Linked DNA regions of Homo sapiens: region 2 is linked to region 1. Evidence: chromatin contacts called from ENCODE Hi-C data. All regions are on one chromosome and are shown on one strand. The core of a region is the stretch at or near the end of the contact, and the rest is flanking DNA. Distances in the headings are between cores, read along the strand shown.

The links. A loop is a pair of places that touch in the nucleus more often than their neighbours do. Pooled maps may share reads with other maps.
Region 2: a pooled map shows a loop between it and region 1 (4-fold over the local background). The contact joins the promoter of SLC71A2 here to the promoter of FBP1 in region 1. A Hi-C loop is called at or near these places in 1 of 50 pooled maps.

Annotation. Positions count from the first base shown.
Region 1 is chr9:94,637,914-94,643,149 of GRCh38, forward strand. FBP1 (fructose-bisphosphatase 1) reads right to left here and starts at 1,605. Exons shown (of 7, transcript NM_000507.4): 1 at 1,228-1,605. The coding sequence starts at 1,397. RefSeq lists a silencer at 1,679-1,738.
Region 2 is chr9:94,372,620-94,377,638 of GRCh38, forward strand. SLC71A2 (solute carrier family 71 member 2) reads left to right here and starts at 1,950. Exons shown (of 12, transcript NM_032558.3): 1 at 1,950-2,308. The coding sequence starts at 2,201. RefSeq lists enhancers at 1,718-2,219, 2,220-2,719 and a silencer at 1,769-2,168.

The DNA.
Region 1 (5,236 bases), core at 355-2,854:
TTCTACTAAAAAAAATTACAAAATTAGCTGGGCATGGTGGCACATGCCTGTAATCCCAGCTACTCGGGAGACTGAGGCAGGAGAATCGCTTGAACCTGGGAGGCAGAGGTTGCGGTGAGCCAAGATCGCACCATTGCACTCCAGCCTGGGCAACAAGAGCAAAATTCCATCTCAAAAAAAAAAAAAAAAAGAAAAGAAAAAGAAAATACCTGTGCACACCAACACAAACGAAAGGATGTTGTGTGACTTACAAAAAACCTCACAAGAAGGGGTCCTTTGAGTCTCCACTCCACTTGACCCCTTGCTACTCACAATGTGATGAGTAGACAAACAGTATCTGATGGGCAGCACCCACCACAGGAGAACTTCTTAGAAATGCAGAATCTCAGGACCTGTCCCAGAGCTATGGAAGGAGGGCACACATCTTACCAAGATCCCCAAATGATTCCTGTGCCCAGTGACGTTCGAGATGCACTCCATAGCGCATTCAGAACCATTCTACAAACCACTTTTGAGCTTTCCACTAATTGGGCAGAGGCTGCACACACCATCATTGCAAATCGATAGGGGTTTTGAAGCCCTGGGTGTTTCCTGTTTCTGGCACAGCATGGCAACTGTCCCAGCAAGGGGCAGCCCACGGGAGCTCCTTTGCACACAAGCCCTGCTGCTCCTAAAGGCTCTGGACACACAGGAGACCTCCCAGCCTGCTTGCGGGGGGGGCGGGGGGGACACTCGCTCCTAACAGGTCTTGTTTCAGGTCAGAGATAACTGGATTAGAAACCTGACTTGGGTCCCTAATTGCAGAAAGAGTGAAGGAGGACAAAGAAGAAATGGGGAAGGAAGGCACCTGAGCTAGCACTTTCCTGTCTGAGGCTAGGGCGGGTATGACGGGCAGGCCAGGTGCCCACACTTGGCCGGCTGAGAGGGGTACGAGGCAGGCTGCTCAGGGCAGAGAAGAGGAATGCAAGATGGAATCAGGTGTACACCTGTGAGACGGACCCCCAGGTGGGCCCCTCCAAGGTCAAGGGAGGAGATGAGGACTTGAGTGAGGCTGAGCCAGCTTCTGGAGAGAGGGGCTACCAGACAGAGAGCGAGAGAGGCGCTCAGACATCAGACGGACAGACAGAGGCTGACGGCAGGAGGCTCAGAGGGCCCAACGTCAGCCCGCCGGGCAGGCTCCCCAGGCAGACAGACAGGACGGGGCCCACCGCCCAAGGCCCGACTCACAGGTGCGCGATGCCCGCCTTGCGCACCGCCGAAGAGATGGCTTTGACTGCTGTGCAGAGCGAGTTGAGCAGCTGGGTCAACTCGCCCGTGCCGCGGGCCTTCCTGCCCTCCTCCATGACGAAGCGGGTCAGGGTGTTGACGTCCGTGTCGAAGGGCGCCTGGTCAGCCATGCTTGAACCGGGTAGAGCGCGGGGCTGCAGGTGCAAGCGGCAGGTGCGGGGCTGCAGGTGCGGGCGGCAAGAGAGGGCAGTAGGCACTGGCCGCAGGTGCGGAGCTGCAGGTGCGGGCGGCAGGTGCGGGCCGCGGGACCTGGCGGGAGGACTGACAGACCGACTGCCGCCCCGAGTGTCCGCAGCGCTCGTGGTGCAACTGGGCCAGGCCAGGCGCCGGCGGGTGAATCGCGGAAACCTTTAGACGCGGGTCGGCCCCCCGCCCCCGGGAACACTCTTGCGCCCCGCCTACCCCGCGGACCAGACCGCGGCTCCGCCTGCTTGGATCTTCAGACAAGGTCGGGGATCCTCCCTGCGGTCTCCCAACCCCCGCCCCCACGCGCCCTGCCGCCCCCTAGTCTTCCTGGGCTGTCGCCCCCCACACACACCCCTCCGTGCCCTCCACCCGCACTGTGGAGCGGGACTCGGGCCATCGGACTCTGCCAGAGAGAAAGCTATGACTGTTTCCTCCAAAATCATAAAACGGAAGTTCAGAAAGGTTAAGTAACTTGCTCAATGCCACCAGCTAGGCAGCGAAACCCGCAGCCAGTCCACATGGCCTGGCTTTAGCTCTGCAGCTCCTGCCCCGTGTGGCTGCCTGCCCCCGCCCCCTGCCCAAGCCCCGTCCACTCTGCCTGGCCTGTCACCTGGCCCTTCTGTCCCCGCTAGGAGACACAGAGTCCCCGTTTCTCACCCATCTGAGGGCCCACGTCTGAATCCTTAATCCAGGCCTCTTCTCAAGATTCCTAGAATTCGAGAGCTATTGAGTATTTGAATTTCCAAGATGTGAGTCTCGCCCGGAAGTTTCCCGGAAAACGGTCGCTGACACAGAGTCCTCGGCTACCACACAAAGGCCAGAGGGCTCCACCGCCCGCATCCTGACCCCCTGGTAGCCACAATGCTGCAATTGATGTGCTGATTCACGAAACAACACCTATTGAGCACCTGCTGTGCTGAACACTGTCCTACCTTCCAGGGGTGGAGCCTGATCCAAACAGACAAAACTCCTGCCCTTTTCGAGTGTACGTTTTCACAGAGAAACAGTAAAAATAAATATATAAACAATAGATTAGTTTGTTACATAAGCCATAAGTACCATAGAGAGAAACGAAATAGAAAAGGAAGACACGGAATGTGGAGGGGAGAAGAGGGTGAGCAGAGGCCTCAGTAAAAGCTTCTCTGAGAAAGGGATATGTGAGCAAAGAGGTGAAGGATGCAACGCGCCGGTGGAGATGGGAAGGAGAGCGGTTTCCTCACCGGGAGAGCCAGTGCACAGGCCCTGGGGTAGGAGACCATGTTTCAGGTTCAGGGAATGGCCAGGAGACCGGTGGAGCTGAAATAGAGCTAGCAAGGGTCAGAGGTGGAGGAGATAAGGCCAGCGGGAGGATGCAGAGGTGAGGTCTAGAGGGCCAAGTGAGGTTTGACTTTGACTAGGAGGAACCCACTGGAGAGTTTGGAGAAGAAGAGAGGCATGGTCTACCCTGTGTCTTCATACTGCGGCTACTGTGTGAAGATCAGACTGAAGACAGTGCCCTCCAGGTTACTAGGAGATAGTGAGCCAGGTGTTAGCAGTGGAGGTGGTGGATTCTGGACATATTTTGAAGGTAGAGCTGATGGGATTCGTTGACAGATGAGATATGTGAGAGACAGGAGTCTCGGATGATTCTAAGGTTTGAGGCCTGAGAAACTAGAAGAATGCAGTTGTCCTCGACTGCGATGGGGAACACCGAGAGGGGCGTGTGCTGGAGGCAGGACTGACAATTAGGAGCTAAGTGTGGGACCTGCTAAGTTTGAAATGCCTTCTAGACATCCAAGGCAATGTCAAATAGACAGATTTATGTATCTGGAGTTCAGAGGAGAGATCCATGCTGCAGGTATAAATTGGAAAAGCCAACTGGAAAAACCAACCAAAAACCAAGAGATGTGACATCCGGGAAGCCAGATGAAGAAGGTAAGTAAAGGCGGGCTGACCCATGTGCCAAGCGGTGTGGATGGGGCAGGCAGGACAAGCTCTGAAAATTGACTGCTGGATTCACCGTGGAGACCTGGGGTGCAGATTCCTGTGCCCAGGGTTGTCAGATGCGGCGGCGTTGAATGAAGGAAGGTGGTGGTACCACCAGGAAAGACAGCGACTGTCTCCTCAAAGCCCCAGAGGGGACTTAGATGCCTGGCAAAGAGAGTTGATCCTTTAAGGGTCTTATTTAACTCTTTGTTCCTCAGGCAACTTTTCAGGAAAAACCCTGTGTTAAAAAAAATAGTAAGAGAAATACATCCTTAAACATAAAAACTCAAATAGGCCCGGCTCACTGGCTCACACCTGTAATCCCAGCACTTCACTTTGGGAGGCCGAGGCGGGCAGATCACCTGAGGTTGGGAGCTCGAGACCAGCCTGACCAACATGGAGAAACCCCGTCTCTACTAAAAGTACAAAAATTAGCTGGGCATGGTGGTGCATGCCTGTAATTCCAGCTACTCAGGAGGCTGAGGCAGGAGAATCGCTTGAACCTGGGAGGCGGAGATTGCAGTGAGCAGAGATGGCACCATTGCAGTCCAGCCTGGGCATCAAGAACAAAACTCCATCTCAAAAAAAAAAAAAAAAAAGAAAAACAAACAAACTGGAGGCTGAGGCGGGCAGATCTTGAGGTCAGGAGTTCAAGACCAGCCTGGCCAACATGGTGAAACCCATCTCTACTAAAATAAAAAATTAGCCGGGCATGGTGGTGTGCACCTGTAATTCCAGCTACTCAGGAGGCTGAGGCAGGAGAATCGCTTGAACCCGGGAGACAGAAGTTGCAGTGAGTCAAGATCCTGCCGCTGCACTCCAGCCTGGGCAACAGAGCGAGATTCAATCTCAAAAAAAAAAAAAAGAACTGAAATGTGATGACTAGTATTTTTGGCATAGTAACTAGTTACTAGGGGAGAGCTAGAGCTAGTAACTAGGGGAGTGTGCCCCTTTACTTGCCAGACTCTCAGTCCCTCAGGATCTTGGATTGGCTAGGACCGTAAAAGTCATCTAGTCCAGCCAACCCTCATTGGACACCATCCCTGATAAGAGGTGAAGAGCTTGGGATCTGCATTAAGCAAACTTGTTTGAGTCCCAGCTCCAGCCCTCAGCAGCCAGAGATCTCGGACCAGTTACCTAATCTCTGTAAACCCAGTTTGTTCATCCATATAGTGGAATAATGGTTCCATCTGGCAGTGGTGTCATCGGGCTGAAATGAGATGGCATTGGCAGAGTGCTTAGCTCAGAGCTACACACAGGGGACACACTGAATACGTGGAGGAGACCCCTGTCTAGCTCAGTCACTTCTGCTTGTCACCCACGATGATGGGCAGCTCATTGCCTACAAGGCAAGCCATTCCCCTTGGGACTAGGCCACGTCGCATTGTGGTGAAGTGCACAGACTCTGGGGCTGCATGGCTTGGGTCCAAACCCTGGCCTGGCCACTTACTGGCTGTGCAAGCCTGTGCAATTGGCTAAACCTCACCAAGCAACCATTGGCTCATCTGTAAACTGGGGCTAATGATTGTAGCCACCTCATAGGGTTGCTGGGAGAATTATACAGGCAGTGCTGGTAGTGTTTAAGAACAGTGCCCAGCATGTAGTAAGTACACAGTATGTAAGTGTTTGCTTCGTTACATGGGTAGGGCCAACTGTTGTTTTCATGTGAACAGAAGCAAGAAAGTTCCCTGGCCATCAAAAGGGGCTAGAGGGATGTGGGAATTGGCAGCTGAGCCTGTATTTGCCTGGTGTGCAGTGATATCCCCTCCATCATATTGGTCGATTGTGACTCGCTCTT
Region 2 (5,019 bases), core at 700-3,199, 260 kb before region 1:
TGGGTGTAGTCGCTCACGCCTGTAATCCCAGCACTATGGGAGGTCGAGGCGGGTGGATCACCTGAGATCAGGAATTCGAGAACAGCCTGGCCAACATGGTGAACTTGTCTCTACTAAACATACAGAAGATAGCCAGGTCGTGGCATGCACCTGTAATCCCAGCTACTCGAGAGTCTGAGGCAGGAGAATTGCTTGAACCCAGGAGGCACAGGTTGCAGTGAGCCGAGATCGAGCCACTGATCTAGGCTGGGCGACAAAAGCGAAATTTCGTCTCAAAAAAAAAAAAAAAAAAAGAAAAAAGACCAGGCCGGCTCGGTGAGCCGAGGGGGGCGGATCACTTGAAGTCAGTAGTTCAAGACCAGCCCAGCCAACATGGTGAAACCCCGTCTCTACTAAAAATACAAAAATTAGCCGGGCATGGTGACGCGCACCTGTAATCCCAGCTACTCGGCAGGCTCAGGCAGGAGAGTCGCTTGAATGCGGGAGGTAGAGGTTGCAGTGAACCTAGATCACGCCACTGATCTAGGCTGGGTGACTGTAGCCTGGGTGACAGAGCAAGACTCTGTCTCAAATAAATAAATAAATAAATAAAAGTAAAGACTTCTGCAAAGTGTGTGTGTGTGTGTTTGGGGGTAGTGGGTGGGAAGCGAAAAAGAGGCTTTTTTTTTTTTTTTTTTTGGAGACGAAGTCTCACTCTTGTCACCCAGGGTGGAGTGCAGTGCACCATCTCGGCTCACTGCAACCTCCGCCTCCTGGGTTCAAGCGATTCTCTTCCCTCAGCCTCCCAAGTAGCTGGGATTACAGGCATCCGCCACCATGCCCGGCTAACTTCTGTATTTTTAGTAGAGACGGGGTTTCACCATGTTGGCCAGGCTGGTCTGGAACTCTTGACCTCAGGCGATCCGCCCACCTCTGCCTGCCAAAGTCCTGGGATTACAGGCGTGAGCCACCACGCCCAACCTGAAAAAATTCTTAAATGAAATGACTTTAATTCAATTAAAATTACTAATCCTGTTAATAGAAATAATTTTATTCTTTTTTCTATTGATGTTTGTAAAAAGATTTTTTTTTTTTTTTTGTGAGACAGAGCCTCACTCTGTCGCCCAGGATGGAGTGCAGTGACGCTATCTCGGCTCACTGCAACCTCCGGCTCCCAGGTTCAAGCTATTCTCCTGCCTCAGCCTCCCGAGTAGCTTGGATTACAGGCGTGCGCCACCAAGCCCGGCTAATTTTTTTGGTGTTTTTTGTTTTTGTTTTTGTTTTTTAGTAGAGACAGGGTTTCACCGCGTTGGCCAGGCTGGTCTCTAACTCCTGACCTCAGGTGAACCAGCCGCCTCGGCCTCCCAAAGTGCTGGGATTATAGGTGTGGGCCACCGCTCCAGGCCTGTAGGCTTTTTTATATTTCAGTATTAGGTGCATATCTTTCAAAATAAATAAACATAAGCCAGGCTTTTCCAACTGCGTCCTACACATTCTACAAGATATTAATCATGTGTCAAGAATAAAAAGTGTTGTGTTCAAGTACGTTTGGGAAACATTGCTAGTATATTATTTTCTTCTTAGAGAACCATAGAAAAACTTGAGAGGTTGGCGGGTTGGCGCAAACCAAGACCAAAACTGAACTGCAATCACTACCAAACCCCCACGAGTTTGCCCCTCCCCGCTTGCTAGCCTCAGTCCAGATTCTCCGGAAAAAGAAATCAGTCGTACGGGCTCTCGAAATGACGTACTTCCCGCGCGCCGCGAAGTCCTGATGCCAAGGGGCCAGTCGCGAGGTAAAGGAGGGGTCTCTGAAGTGGGCGTGGCGTCGCTGGAGGCTACTCAGGCGCGGGACTCGTTCTCGAGGCGGGAGCTGAGGTGCGGGGCGGGGCCTCCTGCCCGGCGCCGGCCTGTGGGGAGGCGGGGCGGGGCACAGTCTCTTAACCGTGCAGCCCGCCCCTGACGCCGCCGGTAACTGCGAGAGTCGGGGTCGGTGCGGTTTGATAAGTGGTCGGTTCCTGGAGCTGCGGTCTTCTGCTAGCCTGATCCGCAGCTTCAGCCTCCGCCGCCTCCTCAGCCCTCGGCGCCGCCGCTGGCGCCGCCGCCTGACCCGCAGGCCGCCGCGGGCCGCAGAGCCCATGAGGGCGCGGGCACCGCCGCCGCCTCCGCGGCGTCGCCGTCGTCCCGGAGCGCCCCGGGCTGGCGCGGGCATGGCCGCGGCATGAGCGTGGAGCCGCCGCCGGAGCTGGAGGAGAAGGCGGCGTCGGAGCCCGAGGCGGGAGCCATGCCGGAGAAGCGCGCGGGCGCGCAGGCCGCGGGGAGCACCTGGGTGAGCGCGGGCGCGGGGCCCGGCTGCCTGAATCCCGGGGAGGCTGGGTGGGGTCGCACCCAGGGCCCGCGAGCCCGCCGCTCCGGGCAGGGGCTTCGGCTCTTGGAAAGTCGGTCCTTTTCTGGGGGGGGAGGCGAATTCATCACGAATACAGGTTTTTCCTAGTGACTGCTCATCGCAGACAAAACTTTACAGGATTTGGTTATTGTTTCAAAAGGCGCTAGACATGGGACAGTGAATATAAGTAGTAATTTGGTTATTTCGGAGTTCTCCGTCCCTGTAACAGTTGATAACAGTTTTCCTGGCGCAGTTTCTCTCCAAGTCTACATGGAAAACAGGTAGGGAGCATTTGAATCAGACCGTCGACGGGGAAGTTGGCGGCAGATGCCGGGCAGCGCCTTGCTGCTCCTTCCGTGTTCTCCCGGCGTCGGAGGGGCGGTCCTAGCGATGGGGAGCAGAGTTTCCAGGGGCGTTGCTGGGGACCAGCCGAGGAGCAAGTTAGGCTGGCCTCTTTCTCCAGTTTTACTTTTGCTTGAGGTCGAGATGGCTTCTGACAATGATACAGAAGCAATTGAGCCCTGACTTAACTGGCCTGGTTTCGGCAGAACAGGCCTTGTCTGTGTCAGTGGTTTCATATGGTGCAATATTAAGCCTAGAGGGTTTGTCGTTTCTTCAAGGCCTAAGTTTAAAAAGGATTTTTTTTTTTTGGTCTTAGGACCTGAAATATAGAGAATGTTACAGTGAATAGAAACTGACACAATGGGAAAGTTTTTCCAAAGAAAAGTAGAAATTTTATGGAAATTAAATACATGTTTTTGGCTTTAGATTTTTAGCTTACATATCTGATTTTGTGTTTAGTTGAAGAATGCTAAGTGTTTACATGAACGTATTTGGGGATGTAAATCCCTATTAGTAGGTTGGGAGGGCAGCTGAAGCAGAAGGAGCAGTAGGTAGAACGGATCCGGCAGAGCTGGTTTTTAGTCCTGGTTTTGCCTGAACAGTGCGCACTCTGGACAGGGTATTGAAACAGCCTTGCCCCTCAGTGCCTCCTCTGTAAAATGAGGACTTAGTTGAAGTCCCCTCCCAGCCCAAGTGACTCCCTATTTTGAAAAGCATTTCAAAGTTAAGATCTCTGTAATATGAGAAGCTTATTTTGTCGAGGGAGAGAAATTCTGTATAATTGCTTGCTCTCATTTTGATTCGCGTTAAGTAGACTTGTCCTCTTCCTGCTTGCTACACAAAACTAAAGCACCAGTTCCTCCTCCTGTCTCATGAATTGATGGACAGTAATTACTAACCAGTGGCCCAGCTAGTAACCTGCGAGGTAGCTTCCTTCATCCCTTCCCATACTTAAAACAATCAGAAAGTCTAGCTAAGTTTATTAGATACAGATTTTAGGTTTTTATCCTCTCCTATGCATTCTTATGCTCAGAATTTCCTCAGCATTTTTGACCCAGACTTTGACTATCTCTTTCAAGACCCTTGCTCACCCCAGCGTCAGTCCACCTTGCACGTGGCTGAGTAGTGTGTTCTAGCATGTAAAGATGATCATTACTGCTGTCCTTAATTTTTTTCATTGGCTCCTTATGGCTTACAGAATAAAAAAATAAATTGGCAGGTTGAAGCATTATTAGTATAGTGATTAGACGAGCATGCTTGAAATCCCAGTTTCCACAGTTCGATAAGTTAACGTAACTCCTGATTAATAATGGCATTTACCTCAGAGGGTTGTGAGGGTTGCTGCAACTTGGCATCTAGTAAGCCCCTTAATACATACTAATGTTGTTAGTATTTTGTAATATTCTTTGCATGTATGATTGAATGATCACAATCTATAGGTGATCTGACCGTGATAAAAGTAGTTGTCTCCCATTTCCTAGTGTTGACAGGAACTAGACCCCAACCTAGAAATTAAAGTTGCTAAATTTGTGTGCTTAAGAGCAGAAACTTGCGAGGGATGTTTACTCAAAGAAACCTAGACTCAGTTTATTCCCCAGTTCTTTCTCCGTTGGATCCTGATGGTAACCTAATTTTGGGCACAGGTAGATTCCTGCCTGGTCTTTCCTCCTCTCTGAGAACGCATGGAGTTGATGTTAATTGTGATGAATACTGAGTTTTCTTGGTGTTTGCTGTAGATAGTGAGAAGGCTAGCATGAGCAGGTAGCAGTGTTTTTCTGAGTGTGTGGACGTTGGGAGAACAGTGAATGCTTTTAATCATATATGTTTGTGTCATATGCTAGTACCCCTGAATTATGTGTTTTTCCTGTTTGCAGTTTCTAATGTCACCTCCGGGTGCTGTGTCCTATAGCCCCTATATGAATTGATTTCATTTTAATGTGTTGGAATTTCCTTACAGCTTGGTTTCAGTGACACTCATGATTTCAGGTTCTTAGATGCTACTAGTAATCACAGGGAAGATTGTCCAGCTGATAACTTTTTTCTTTTTTGTTTTCTGTGTTTTTTTTTTTGAGATAGGGTCTTGCTGTCATCCAGGCTGCAATGGCCAGTCATGGCTCACTGCAGCCTTAAATTCTTGGGCTCAAGCAGTCCTCTCACCTCAGCCTCCTGAGTAGCTGGGACAACAGATATGTGCCACCATGCCTGGCTTTTTTTTTTTTTTTTTTTTAATTTATTTTTTGTAGAGATGAAGTCTTCCTGTTTCCCAAGCTGGTCTCAAACTCCTGGGCTCAAATGATCCTCCTGTCTCAGCC